3 separate regions of the Mus musculus genome follow, and all the other regions are linked to region 2. A link is a contact called in ENCODE Hi-C or POLR2A ChIA-PET data. All regions are on one chromosome and are shown on one strand. Each heading gives the region's core, a stretch centred on a gene start or an enhancer-like site at or near the end of the contact. The rest is flanking DNA. Distances are from core to core; before and after follow the strand shown. Region 1 holds the start of Rhbdf1 (rhomboid 5 homolog 1). Region 2 holds the start of Nprl3 (nitrogen permease regulator-like 3). Region 3 holds the start of Snrnp25 (small nuclear ribonucleoprotein 25 (U11/U12)).

Region 1 (3,869 bases), core at 1,294-3,793, 45 kb before region 2:
CTACTCAGTGACTGCAGTTGATGGGACCCCCCCCCCCATCCTTGGGTGAGAGCTACAGCCACCGCACACTCCAGCATCCTGCTTGAAACCTGTCCTCTCTCTAACCTAATACCCAGCCTCAGCCTGCCCTGGTGGAGGCACTCAGCAGCTTTCTATATCCTCTCTCTCTGCTAGTCCATCGCCACATGCACTGTGACTTCCCCCAGCCTCTCCTTGCTTCATCTGTCAGTGGGATCATACAGAGTTTGCTGGGCCCTTTGTGAACCATTAGGCCATCCTTGAGCTCCACTCTGACTCCTCTTATTTTGCATGGGACAGGGCAAGCTTTAGCGGGGGGTGGGGGGGCTCTCTCATCCCCAGTACACACTAGATTTTGGCCCCTCCCCATCACTCCTCACCAGCCACCATCTCAGAGAGGCACACAGAACAAGAGATTCACTTAAGTCTGTAGGGAGCTCCTAGTCCCTAGAGGAGCCCTGGGACCCAAGGGACCAGGGATGGCAGAGCACATGAGAGCAAAGAAGCCATCCCTGGGGAAAGGCACCATCCATAGCTCAAAAGCACACATAGCTCAGGGGGTCTCTGATACCAGTCAAATTCCTGGATCCAGGTGGGGTTCAGAGGGGAAAGGGGACCTGTCTAAGCCAGCCACTCAGAAAGGGCTTGGAGTCAGGAGCTAACTGTAGGTCAAATTCTGGATTAGTGTCCACTAAGATGGACACTTCTGATGCCCAATCTGTAGTCCAGCTGAGTCTCTGAATGGAGGAGGGGTACAGAGTTCCCCTGTACTGACTCAGAAACCCCTCCCAGAACCCAAAGGAAGCAGGACAAAACTGGAGAGGCTCCAGAAGGGTAAACTGAGTCTGCAACAACAGCTTCAGTCACCAAAAGCCGGGGACACCTGCCTCAGACCTGAGCCCAACGAACCCTGTTGATGTTATAACCGGTGGCAGAAGTAATCACTCCTGTCCTCCCATTTTACAGATTGACTCAGAGAGGCTTTTTACTGCCTGAGGTCACAGGGCCTCAAGGGAGTTCAGCACCTCGGCCAGGTCTGCCAGGGAACTGGGAGGGATCCTTAGCTCCAACGGCTGCAGAGCACTTGGGGCTGGGCAAGGGAAGGGGCTCCGCTGAGGACTAGAGCTAGGGCGATAGGAGGGAGGGCCCTGACTGTCCCTTAATGGGAGACCCAAACCAGCACCTCTAGACCCCGAGGGGAGCTATACTGGCTCACCCAAGTGGACTTCCCAGTAAGGCTCCTGCAGAGGAGCTAGCCAGCCATGGAGGCTGCCTGGAGTTCTGTGGACTGGTGCCAGAACCTGTACTACCCTACCCTGTACTGTACTGGACCTACCCGACACCCTTGCCCTCTTACCCGGATTGCCCAGAATGACCCTGGTAAGCATAGGGCTCAGCCTCTGCAACCTCTTGAGAACTGGCCAGCTGCTGAGTTCCCCAGCATCCTCTAGGCTTAAGGGCGGGGGCAAGGGGCTGAGGCTCGCCCCATGGAGGTGGGGAGCACCTAGCCTGGGACTGCCCCGACTTCTTAGCTGGTCTAAACCTGAAAAGCCAGTTTCATCCTAGAATCTTCTCCCGGCTTCAACAGGAAGTGGGGAGGGGGGGCTTTCCCAGGACAGAGCGGGGGGCCTCCGGATCCAGGCCCCGCCCACGCAGACAGACACACTACTCCAAGAGGCACACGGAGCAGGAACTCTGGTCCGGACTATCTGAGCGGAAAGAAAGCCTAGGGGGAGTCCCTTGACCGTTCTCCACCCAGCTCTACTAGCGTGCTCCCAGCAGGACAGACAGGCCCTCTCGCCTATCCCTGAGCCCTTGGGGTCCGCGGTCACCCCACCGCGCCCAGGCCTACTTCAAGATCCCGACTGTGGCCTCGGGCTCGCCCCCGGGGCCACTGTACAGGGCAGGAGATGTCTTTGGAGGCACTTCCCGAGTTTGCCGATGCGAACCGGGCTGAAACGGGCCGAGCAGGCCCAGCCGAGCTCCCCGGCCCGCAGCTGCCACTGTTACTCCCGTGAGTGGGAGGAAGCGGACCCTGTGGCCCGAAGTCGCGCTCTCTGTGCAGAGTTTCAGACGCCACCTTCGGGGCCCTGGGAGCACGGAGGGCATGGGGTGTGGGGGCTGGCAGCGGAGGGGCCGCTCAGGGCGGCTGCGGCCCCCGGACTCCTGTCCCCGGGGACCCGGCGGGGCTGCTACTCCGCTGCCCCGCCCGCCAGGCCGCGCCGATCCGACCACGGGCTATTTCTGTGGGGCGCCGGGCTGGAATCCGGGCCGCGCCGCCTGCGCCGGCGCTCGGGAAACTCCGCGCACCGACTGCCAGCGATCGGCGGACACGCGCCAGAACGCAAGCTCCGCACTCGCCCGCCCGGAACCCCGCGCAAAGACCCCGGCCGCCACTCACCGCCGTAGGGTCCTCAGAAGGGTCTGCACCGGCTGCTGCCGCCGCTGCGGGCCGGGAGGGCGCCCGCGCCTAGTCCCTGCCTGCGCCGCCCGCGCGCCGGCCCGACCCGTCCGCCTGGGAATGCCACGGGCCGAGGGGCGTGCGCGCCGGGGGCGGGCCCGGCAGAGGGGCGGCCGCCTGACTCAGGGCTGAGGAATGCGCGCCGCCCGCTGCCAGCCCCGGGCGCCTCCTCCGGGAAGACCTCCGGCTGTGCTCTGCCAGGGGTCCCGCAGAGACACCTGTAGCTGGGAGTCGGGCTCGCCAGCGACCACCTTAATCATAACATCTGTCTTGGACTCGCCTTTCCATACTCCTTCATCTTGTGCTGCCCCTGTGCTTGGGAAGAGAGGAAGGGGACCTCCAAAGCAAGAGGGTGGCGTGGGAAGGGACCTAAAAGGCAGATTGAACGCCCCTTCCGAAGGCACGCACTGGCACATCACTGAGGGTCCCGAAGCTCTCACTTGTCCTGTGCACACGCGCCTGATCTTTCTAACAAACATTCATGCATTCAGGCCTCTCGCACCTGTTTACACAGACACGTGCGCACACCTATTCAAAATGCACTTCCATGGGCTCACACTCTCTACCCTAACACATTTATAAGTGTGCACACTCACGTTCATACACTGATACACCATTTCACAGGAACCGCAGCTCAGCAATTACCCCTTCCCCTACTTCTTTCCCAGCAGGTACAAGGGTTAGACTACACCTGCCACCCCTCAAGCCATTACATCCGCGCATGCGCTCACTCTTCTCTCTTCAGCCTCAGTGCTCACGTATAACGTCAGGCACGGTTCATCACTCTGTATACTGGACAGGAAGTGCTTCTTTTGCTCTCGGCTGAGGCTGAAGGCTGAGGGAGAAGAAAGCTGTCGTGGTGCAGATGTTCTGGGCTCCTGTAACCCACACATGCCAAGCCAGAGATGGGACAGTCTTCATGCCTAGCATTCTTGACTCATGCTAGGAATAAGCAGGGTCTGGACGCCCAAACTGGGCTGGCTGGAGGTGCGGGGGTTGCATCCTTTCTGGAAAATCAGGGAACCGGCCACAGGAACCGGGCATCTGGTGCCTGTAGGTCCCTACTCCTTCCTGCTGTGGATGCTGCAGGGTCACCTAGACCTTTGTTGAGACCTAGAAATCTATTACCAGCTGCAAGAAGTCCTACAGGAGACTCACTGTGAAGACACACCCAGGGGTCAGTCGTCTTTTCTTACAGAAAGAATTCTTCTGTGTTTATTTTTATCTCTGTGTGTGGTTGCAGGTGCCCACACATGCCAGAGGGGGCATCAGATCCTCCTGGAACTGTAGTTATAGGCAGTTGTGAGCTGTCCAGTGTGTGTGCTGGGAGCCAAGCTCTGGTCCTCTGTAAAGGCAGAAAGCTCTCTTAGCTGCTGAGCCATCTCTCCAG
Region 2 (4,200 bases), core at 1,057-3,556:
ATAGCAAAATGGCTACCTATTGTGACCAAAAAAAAAAAAAAAAAAAAAAAAAAAAAAAAAAAAAAAAAAGGAAAGAAAAGGATTTTGTTTTGTTTTGTATGTTTTTCATTATTTTTTTTCAGACAGGATCTTACCATGTGGCTCTGACTAATCTGGAAGTCACTATGTAAACCAAGCTGGCCTGGGACTCAGAAATATGTGCCTGCTTCTGTATCTAGAGCGCTGAGATTAAAGACATTCACCACTCCTGGTCCAAAAGTCTTACTTTTAAACTTAAATATATAAATAATTCTTTCAAGTCTATAAAGAAAAAACAATTCAAGAAAAAGTCAGACACAGGATATGAATTCTCTGAAAGGTGAATCCAAACAGCTCCGGAAAGAGAAAAACAGGCGTGTTCCCAATACCACCTTGCACCATAAAACTGTCAGACACAGCTTCCTGCCAACAGTCTAATAAAGACTAAAAATTAATCGGTTTAAAACATGATCATGAGCCCTCAGACTCAACCACATGACTCAAGGCTGGTCTGTTCCTAAAAATATTCTATAAAAGAATAGTTTACAGAACGGACATGCACAGTTTATGTGGTTTTTGTTTCAGTTGGGTGGTAGTATTGGGGCATGGGTACATGGCCTACAAGCACAGGTGAAGGCCAGAGCAAAATGTAAAGTGTCCTCCTTTCTCTGTATCTTACTGTCTCGAGGCAGGGTCTCTCACGGAATCAGCTTACCCTTCAGGCTAGGCTGGCTGGCCAGGGAGCTCTTGATCAACCCATCTCTATCAGTCAGTGATGACATTACGCACACCACAGCCAAGCCAGTCTTTTTACATAAGTGCTGGGAATTTAGGGGTCTCATGCTGGCAGAGCCAGTGCCCAGCCTGAAAAGACTGAAAACTACTGCCCTCAACAGGGGCTGGACGAATAAACCAGAGTACGCTCATCTCATGGACTTCACTGCAGTCATTAATAAGAACAAGGTGGCTGGCGGCGGTGGTGGCCCAGGCCTTTAGTCCCAGGACTCAGGAGGCAGAGGCAGGCAAATCTCTGAGTTCAAGGCCAGCCTGGTCTACAGAGTGAGTTTCAGGACAGCCAGGACTACACAGGAAACCTGTCTCAGGGTGAGGTTGAACCTGTTTAAGACATAGACATAAAGTACAGAAGAAAATGAGCAAAAAGACCATCCGGTCTATTTCAATATATATATATATATATATATATATATATATATATATATATATATATATATCAGGGAAAAAATGGGCCATGTAGTTCCTTTTGTACTTGGAATGTGTGCTTTGCTTGTGTATAAACAGATTTGGAAAATGGTGACGATAGTTGCCCTTTAGGGGGATGAGGGAGGGGGTTCTGAGAGCTTGGTACCATCTTTATGTTTTTATAACTTAAAACCCTTTGTATTATATTAGCGAGCTTTAAAGAACACTGCCTACAGAGGCAGGCTATGCCTGATCCATGCAGCAGTGTACTGCGACTAGACAGGAGTTATGTGCTCAATAACTCCAAGAACCTTCAAGGCGGATGCTACAAAATAACAAATGAGTGTCCTGAGATTCTCTGAGGGGCTCGGGGAAAGGATGATGCTGTATTTTATTTTTTGGTGGGTACACTTTCAGAGTTTATATACAGGAGGGATGATTATCAAGATGGTGAGCAGTTATCCACAATGGGCATGGACCAGAGTTCAAGATCAACTTCAGACCTTAAAGTCGCTTATATTTTCTAAAATAACTTATAAATTCGTGTCTGTGCTTGTAAAATCTGGTGTCTTTCTGGATTTGTCTGGAGAAATGGCTGGCCTTGGGCTCATGGCAATACCCCGGCCTCCGCGTCCGGGGCGCTGGGATCCCAGATGCGCACCACTGCTGGAGCTGGCAATTCTTACGCATTTTTATTTCATGGGCTGGAGACTCAGGAGTCGTGCCGCGGCCCCTCTCCTCCTCCTCCTCCTCCGCACTGTGCACTGCGCGTGGCGGGGCGGGTGACCGCCAGGAGCCACTTACTTGTCTGGGACGCGGGGTGCTCCTGGCTCCTCTGGAAGGGGTACCTGAAGAGCAGCTTATTGCCCCTGCTGCCCGAGCTCACCAGGATCACGCTGATGGGGCTGGTATTGTCCCCCATCCTGCGGGAGCCCGGGCGTGCGCCTGAGAGGAACTCGCGTAGGGACCGCAAAAGCCGAAGGCAGGCGCCGGGCCCGCAGGGACACGGAGGAAGCCGGCACCTCGGCCTCGGCGCTCACTCTCGCGAGACTTCGCCGAGCGGCGCTCCACAGCCCCCGCGCATGCCCGGACAGGCGACTGCGCCGGCGCGACGCCTTGGCTGCACTCTAGTAGCTCGCTAGGGAAAGCTGTCTGCAGTTTAAAGTCATACACTTGATTTAACCAGAGCGTATAAACTTTAAACTGTAAGAAAGGCAGGAGCGGTGGTCTGGATTGTACTAGCCTGCTCATCACATAACAATCATGTTTTCAAACTTTACAAAGAGAGAAAATAGTCGTATTTCAACCTCCCCCTCCCCGCCCCCCAACTATTACTCAATGAGAAGGTACCATTTGAATATTTGCCAGTGTCTGAGAGTTGCACTTATGTTTGCCTTTTGATGGTTTGGATGTGTGATGTGAAAGGAATGACTTTAACTCATTTTGCAAGCCTTTATCCCAGTCATGTGTGATTTGAGTGTTGTGTGAGGTCAGGAGTAGGAAGGGGCTGGGAGGGAAGCAGACAGAGAGATGGAACCAGGTGCCTGGGATGGGTCGTGGGACCTTCCCACGGAACCAGCGGGAGTGCATAGGGACCGGGGCACTTGAGCCAGGCAGGACTGTGGTCCAGGTTTTCCCTCTTACTCCCCCGGGCCATTCTGCCACTTGATTAGCCAGAGCCTTGGGACCCCAGTGGTTGCCTCTGAGATAGGAAGACCTAAACCAAGGAGCCCAGAGTTTCCCCAACTATGATCTCTGGACCCATTTTTTGCCAGCAACCTTCACAGGAGTATTCACAGTATAATTTTCTATGTAATTAATAGTGACAGCCAGGCTCAGTGGTGGAGACCTGTATTTCCAGCTACTAGGGAGACTAGGGTAGCAGGATAGGAAGTTAAAGCCAGGCAGGGCAACTCATTGAGGCCTTCTCAAAAAGGGAAAGAGATGTTGCTTGCTAGTGAGCACTTGACATTATATACGAGGCCCTGGGTTCAATCTTTTCTACCGTCACTAGCTCTGAAATGGACGTGGTAATAATGCTGCGTGTGGGGGAAATGATGAGATCCCAGTCTACAGAAGTCCACTGTACTCCCCTCTGAGGCTGCCTTACCCAATACTGACAGCACTGGATAGGAGAACCCAGGACTAACTAACCTGGGATGCATCACCTCAACTCCCAAGGTGTCCACATCATTGTGAAGAAATACCATCAGCTATTCCAGAAATCAAAACGTAGGTCACACCGTGGACTCCACTGGGGACCCCAGTTTCCCCGCCAGAAGCTGGATTTGAGCTGTTGTGAAGGAGCAGAGCCAGCCTGAGCTCTGCAGGCCATACCTTCCGACTCTGATGTTAAAGTCTTACAGAAGAGAGGCTTCATTTCAAATGTAAAACAATGTGGATTCAAGACCCCCTCTGCAGAAGTAAACCTTTGGAAACTGGAACTTTGGACCCTTGCACCCCATCCCCCAAGGTCTCCCTTAGGTAGAGTAGGAAACCATATGGGTGCCAGGCCTTATCTGTCCCGTCACTTGCTCAGGCCAAGGGCTGGGTGGAGCTCACAGACGCTATCTGGGAGCTGCCTTCTTCACTGAGTGTTCCTCTCCAAGAAAGAGCCACTCGCCCACAACAGAAATAGTTTTAAACTCTCTGCCCTGTCCTGAATCCTATGGCTAGAGATGACCCTTCATCACACTGGGTCGGAAGTTGAGTCTAAAGTCATCAGAAAGGTTTAATTGGTGAAACTGAATGGACGAGATTAATTTGCCTCCCATGGTCACCTTTCTTGGGGGATCTACAGACTGCCCTCCCAAGTCTGGTTTCTTCTACTTGATTGAACAGACAGACCTGATCTGAGTCAAATTGCTCAAGTTCAAAATGTGCCTGGAGCTTGCAGAACTGACTATAGATCAGCAGCTCCAGCATCCCGGACTCCCCACAGGGCCAGGCTCTTTGTGTCCACAGGTTGTGAAGCCAAGATGG
Region 3 (3,894 bases), core at 516-3,015, 62 kb before region 2:
CAAATATAATTATGTTTACAAGGCTTAATAACTGATACTCTGGTTCACAGATGTGTATGCATGTGGGAATATGGAGCTATAGAAATATAGATATAGGTATGAGGTAGAATGGTAGGACATGAAAATCGTGATGGCCTAGAAAGGAAAACATGGGAAAGGAAAGATCTGGCTTGCTTTTTCTGCTGATAAAGGCAGAAAACTAATAGACATAGCTGATAAAGCCAAAATTGCCTGAAACAGTTCATTTGAGAGAAGATATCTCAAACAAAAATGTCAAAGACAAATAAATTGTGCTTACTTATGGCCACATTAATCTATACTGTAGATTTTCTGTTTATTTTTGTTTTGAGAAAGGGTCTCACTATGTAACCTGTTCCTCTTACTTTCTTCTTTATCTCTGCTGTGCAACTCTCCTGGGCTTTAAACCCTTTCTCCTGCCTCAGTCTCTCCAAGTGCTAGGATTTTCTCCAAGTGCGTACAACAAGCTTGGCATAGGGGATAAGAGTTTTAAGTAGGATAACCATGATTGAGGGAGGGAGGGAGGGAGGGAGGGAGGGAGAGAGGGAGGGAGGGAGAGGGAGGAGAGGGAGAGAGAGAGAGAGGGAGGGAGGGAGAGAGAGAGAGAGAGAGAGAGAGAGAGAGAGACACGGTTGTTGTTCTTCCAGAGGGCCAAATTTGATTCCCAGCACTCACACGATGTTTCTCAGTGCCCAGAAGAAATACACGCCGAAAATGACCCATACACATAGGATTTTAAAAATGAGGCAAGTGATTAAAGTAGCTATCCAGGGAATGTGACGGGAGCAAAGAAAAAAGAAAAAGCCCACAGTGCTGCCTACACAGCGTCCTCATAAGAACAGTTGTTACAGGGACTGGTGGTGTAAAAGAACACGAGGACTAGAGATCAGCGCATGGCAAGGCTGCCCTTGACAGCTCCGAGGACCACAGGTCCCGCCTAGATTTGTTTTGTTTAGACAACTTCCCTCTGTAGTCCCTGCTCTCCCATACAGACCTAGCTCTCGATTCAGATCCAACTGCCTCTGCCTCCTGTGTGCTGAGATTAAAGGTGTGTGCCACCAAGCCAAAGCTTCACTTCACTTTTTATTCTATTTGTGTGTGTGTGTGTGTTGGAGTTGGAGTTGGTTTTTGTGCGGGGAGGGGGTTGGTGGGTTTTTTGGTTGGTTGGTTGGTTGGATTTTTGAGACAGGGTTTCTCTGTATAGCCCTGGCTGTTCTGGAACTCACTCTGGCCAGGCTGGCCTCGAACTCAGAGATCCGCCTGCCTCTGCCTACCAAGCGCTGGGATTAAAGGCGTGCACCATCATGCCCGGCTTCCACCTTACTTTAAAGTGGACCTTTTAGGCAATTTTTTGGAATGGAGCCCATGGCATAATCTCAAGTGACTGCGAAGCGACCTGGCTGGGGCAACAGCACGCGAGTGGCAACGGCAGGCCCCAGGCAGCAGGAGGCGCCCGCCTCCCAGCGTCACCTTGTTGGGTGATGCCGTGCACGGGGACAGGTGTCTTGCGCGAAACGATAGCAACGCTGGCCTTCCTTGACAACCAGCCCAGACCGAAGAGAAGCTCAGCAGCGGGGAACAGAATAGCTCGTAGCTCCCGCGCCGCTCGCACCACCAACGTGACCTGCTCTATCCAGCCAATAACCTGCTGTCTGCACGCTCCCAGCCTCCCGAAGACTCGCACATTTCATTGGCTACTGAAGCCACGCAGTATACCATTGGCTAAGCTATCTCGTCGGGGCGGGACACAATCACTGCGCACGCGCCTTTTGCTTATCAACCTGGAAGGCAGGGCAGGCTGGAGGAGCGCCGGAAAGCAACACTAGTCTAGTAGTAGGCAGTCCTGGAGGACCCGGAGGCTGAGGATCGGCCGGAGGTGCCGGAGGACGACGAGGATGATGAGGAGACATTGCCCCATTCCGAGGCTGTGGACGTGTTCCAAGAAGGTCTCGCCATGGTGGTGCAAGACCCGCTGCTCTGCGACCTTCCGATCCAGGTGCGAGACAGGGCTCTGGGGTGTGGATGGGCGCTGGTGGTCCCACCAGAGAAAGACGCTTCTGCGCATAAGTGGAACGCTTAGGGTGAGGAGCCCCTCTGAGCCGTGAAGTTTGAATTAAACAAACACTAAGATATGAACTCAGGATGAGTGTGACAAGTCTTTTCCTTTTGCCTGAAACTTCAGTATGCGTGACTTAGTAGTTAATGTATTCTTTAACCTTGCCAATCAAAGGTGTTTTTATTTAACGTCTGTGTGCGCACAGAACTGGGAGCCAAACTGAGAACCTTTCGAATGCTAAATAAGTGCTCTACCACTGAGTTACACAAGTTTATTTGTACTTCCCTCTGTGTTTTATTAAAACATCTCTTGTCTGGCCAGACCTTTAATCTCAGCACCCGGGATGCCGAGGCAAGGGAATCTCTGTGAGTTTGAGGCCAGCCTGATACATTGAGAGCTCCAGGCCAGCCAAGGGTCTGGAGTAGTGGGTCTCTGCCTCAAAACAAACAAAAGACATTTTGTTATCAAAGGTTTTAGGTAGCCGGTCAGTTGCACCCTGGACCTGAGGTACAGGCCTGGAGCCTCTTGATACAATACTCTCAGGATCGCCAGGCCCAGTGTTAATTGAAAATCCTAACACACAATAGGTGTCTTAGTCAGAGTTTTACTGCTGTGAACAGACAGTGTGACCAAGGCAACTCCTTTTTTTTTTTTTTCCTTTAAAGTTTATTCAATACAACCTAATCTCCAACTTCACTGAGGTGGCTGACCACGTGGACTCTTATAAGGACATTTAATTGGGGCTGGCTTACATGTTCAGAGGTTCAGTCCATTATCATCAAGGCAAGAGCATGGCAGCATCTAGGCAGGCATGGTGCAGGGGGAGCTGAGAGTTCTACATCTTCATCTGAAAGCTGCTAGCAGAATATTGGCAGCAAGGATGAGGGTCTTAAAGCCCAAGCCCATAGTGACACACCTACTCCAGCAAGCTACACCTATTGTAACTGGGCCACACCTTCTAATAGTGCCACACCCTGGGCTGAGCATATGCAAACCATAACAGTAGGCAAGCTTGGTTCCCTTTTTTGATCAGGGCCACTGACAGGTAGGTATATATCATCTATAACTAGGGAGACATTAAGGCATCAGGTGTCTCCAAGTGACGCTCCCCAGCAGTGTGGGTAGGGCCATGTCAGTGAAAGGGCATGTTTGGAAAGGACCACTGGGGCAGGACTCTCAGACACAGAATTGCCCCATTCTAACACCAGAAAGCTCTTATGATCTCCATCTCCCTAGGTTACTCTAGAAGAGGTCAACTCCCAGATTGCACTGGAATATGGCCAGGCGATGACTGTCCGTGTGTGCAAGATGGATGGAGAGGTAATGCGTAAGTACCGTTGTCTTAGTTACTTTCTCTTGCTATAAAGAGATACTGCGACCAAGGGAACTTATAAAAGAAAATGCTTGTAGGGGCTTCTGGTTACAAAGGGCTACAGTCCAGAACCAACATGGCAGGGAGCATGGCAGCAGGCAGGCAAATGTCCTGAAGCAGAAACTGAGAGTTTACATGCTGATCCCCACAGGCATGAGACTGAAGGCTTTTGAAACCTCAAAGCTTACCCCCAGTGGCACACCACCTCCAGCAAGGCCATACCTCCTAACCATTCCCAAACAGTTCCATTAAAGAGCAAACATTCAAATATTTGAGTCTGTGGGGGACCTTCTTATTCAAGCCACAACCGTGCTTCTCTTTGAGCCTGACCTTTCACATCAGCAAGGAATTAGCAGAGAGCTAGTCAGTGAGAAACTCAGACCATGCCTGGGTATGCTGGGACAGCCACCCGTGTGTGGCCGCCCACGTGTTTCTTCTCCTATGTGTT

What was found. Hi-C counts contacts between places; a loop is a spot of excess contacts on that map. ChIA-PET counts read pairs that join two places held with the same protein, here RNA polymerase II (POLR2A).
Region 1: a loop to region 2 is called in a map of heart, with 2.1 times the contacts of the local background. The contact joins the promoter of Rhbdf1 here to the promoter of Nprl3 in region 2. A Hi-C loop is called at or near these places in 2 of 37 maps with a recorded cell type or tissue (heart and v-Abl transformed pro-B cells). POLR2A ChIA-PET finds 5 or more read pairs at or near these places in 3 of 5 experiments (Patski and embryonic stem cell).
Region 3: POLR2A ChIA-PET joins it to region 2 with 17 read pairs in Patski. The contact joins the promoter of Snrnp25 here to the promoter of Nprl3 in region 2. A Hi-C loop is called at or near these places in 3 of 37 maps with a recorded cell type or tissue (left cerebral cortex and v-Abl transformed pro-B cells). POLR2A ChIA-PET finds 5 or more read pairs at or near these places in 3 of 5 experiments (Patski and embryonic stem cell).

The regions. Positions count from the first base shown.
Region 1 is chr11:32,219,750-32,223,618 of GRCm38, forward strand. It overlaps Rhbdf1 (rhomboid 5 homolog 1), which reads right to left and starts at 2,544. Exons shown (of 18, transcript NM_010117.2): 1 at 2,420-2,544.
Region 2 is chr11:32,265,401-32,269,600 of GRCm38, forward strand. Nprl3 (nitrogen permease regulator-like 3) reads right to left here and starts at 2,307. Exons shown (of 13, transcript NM_181569.3): 1 at 2,023-2,307. The coding sequence starts at 2,140. RefSeq lists enhancers at 1-143, 3,383-4,200, 3,546-3,928.
Region 3 is chr11:32,203,650-32,207,543 of GRCm38, forward strand. It overlaps Snrnp25 (small nuclear ribonucleoprotein 25 (U11/U12)), which reads left to right and starts at 1,766. Exons shown (of 5, transcript NM_030093.3): 1 at 1,766-2,014; 2 at 3,311-3,401. The coding sequence starts at 1,973. It also overlaps a transcript of Il9r not described here.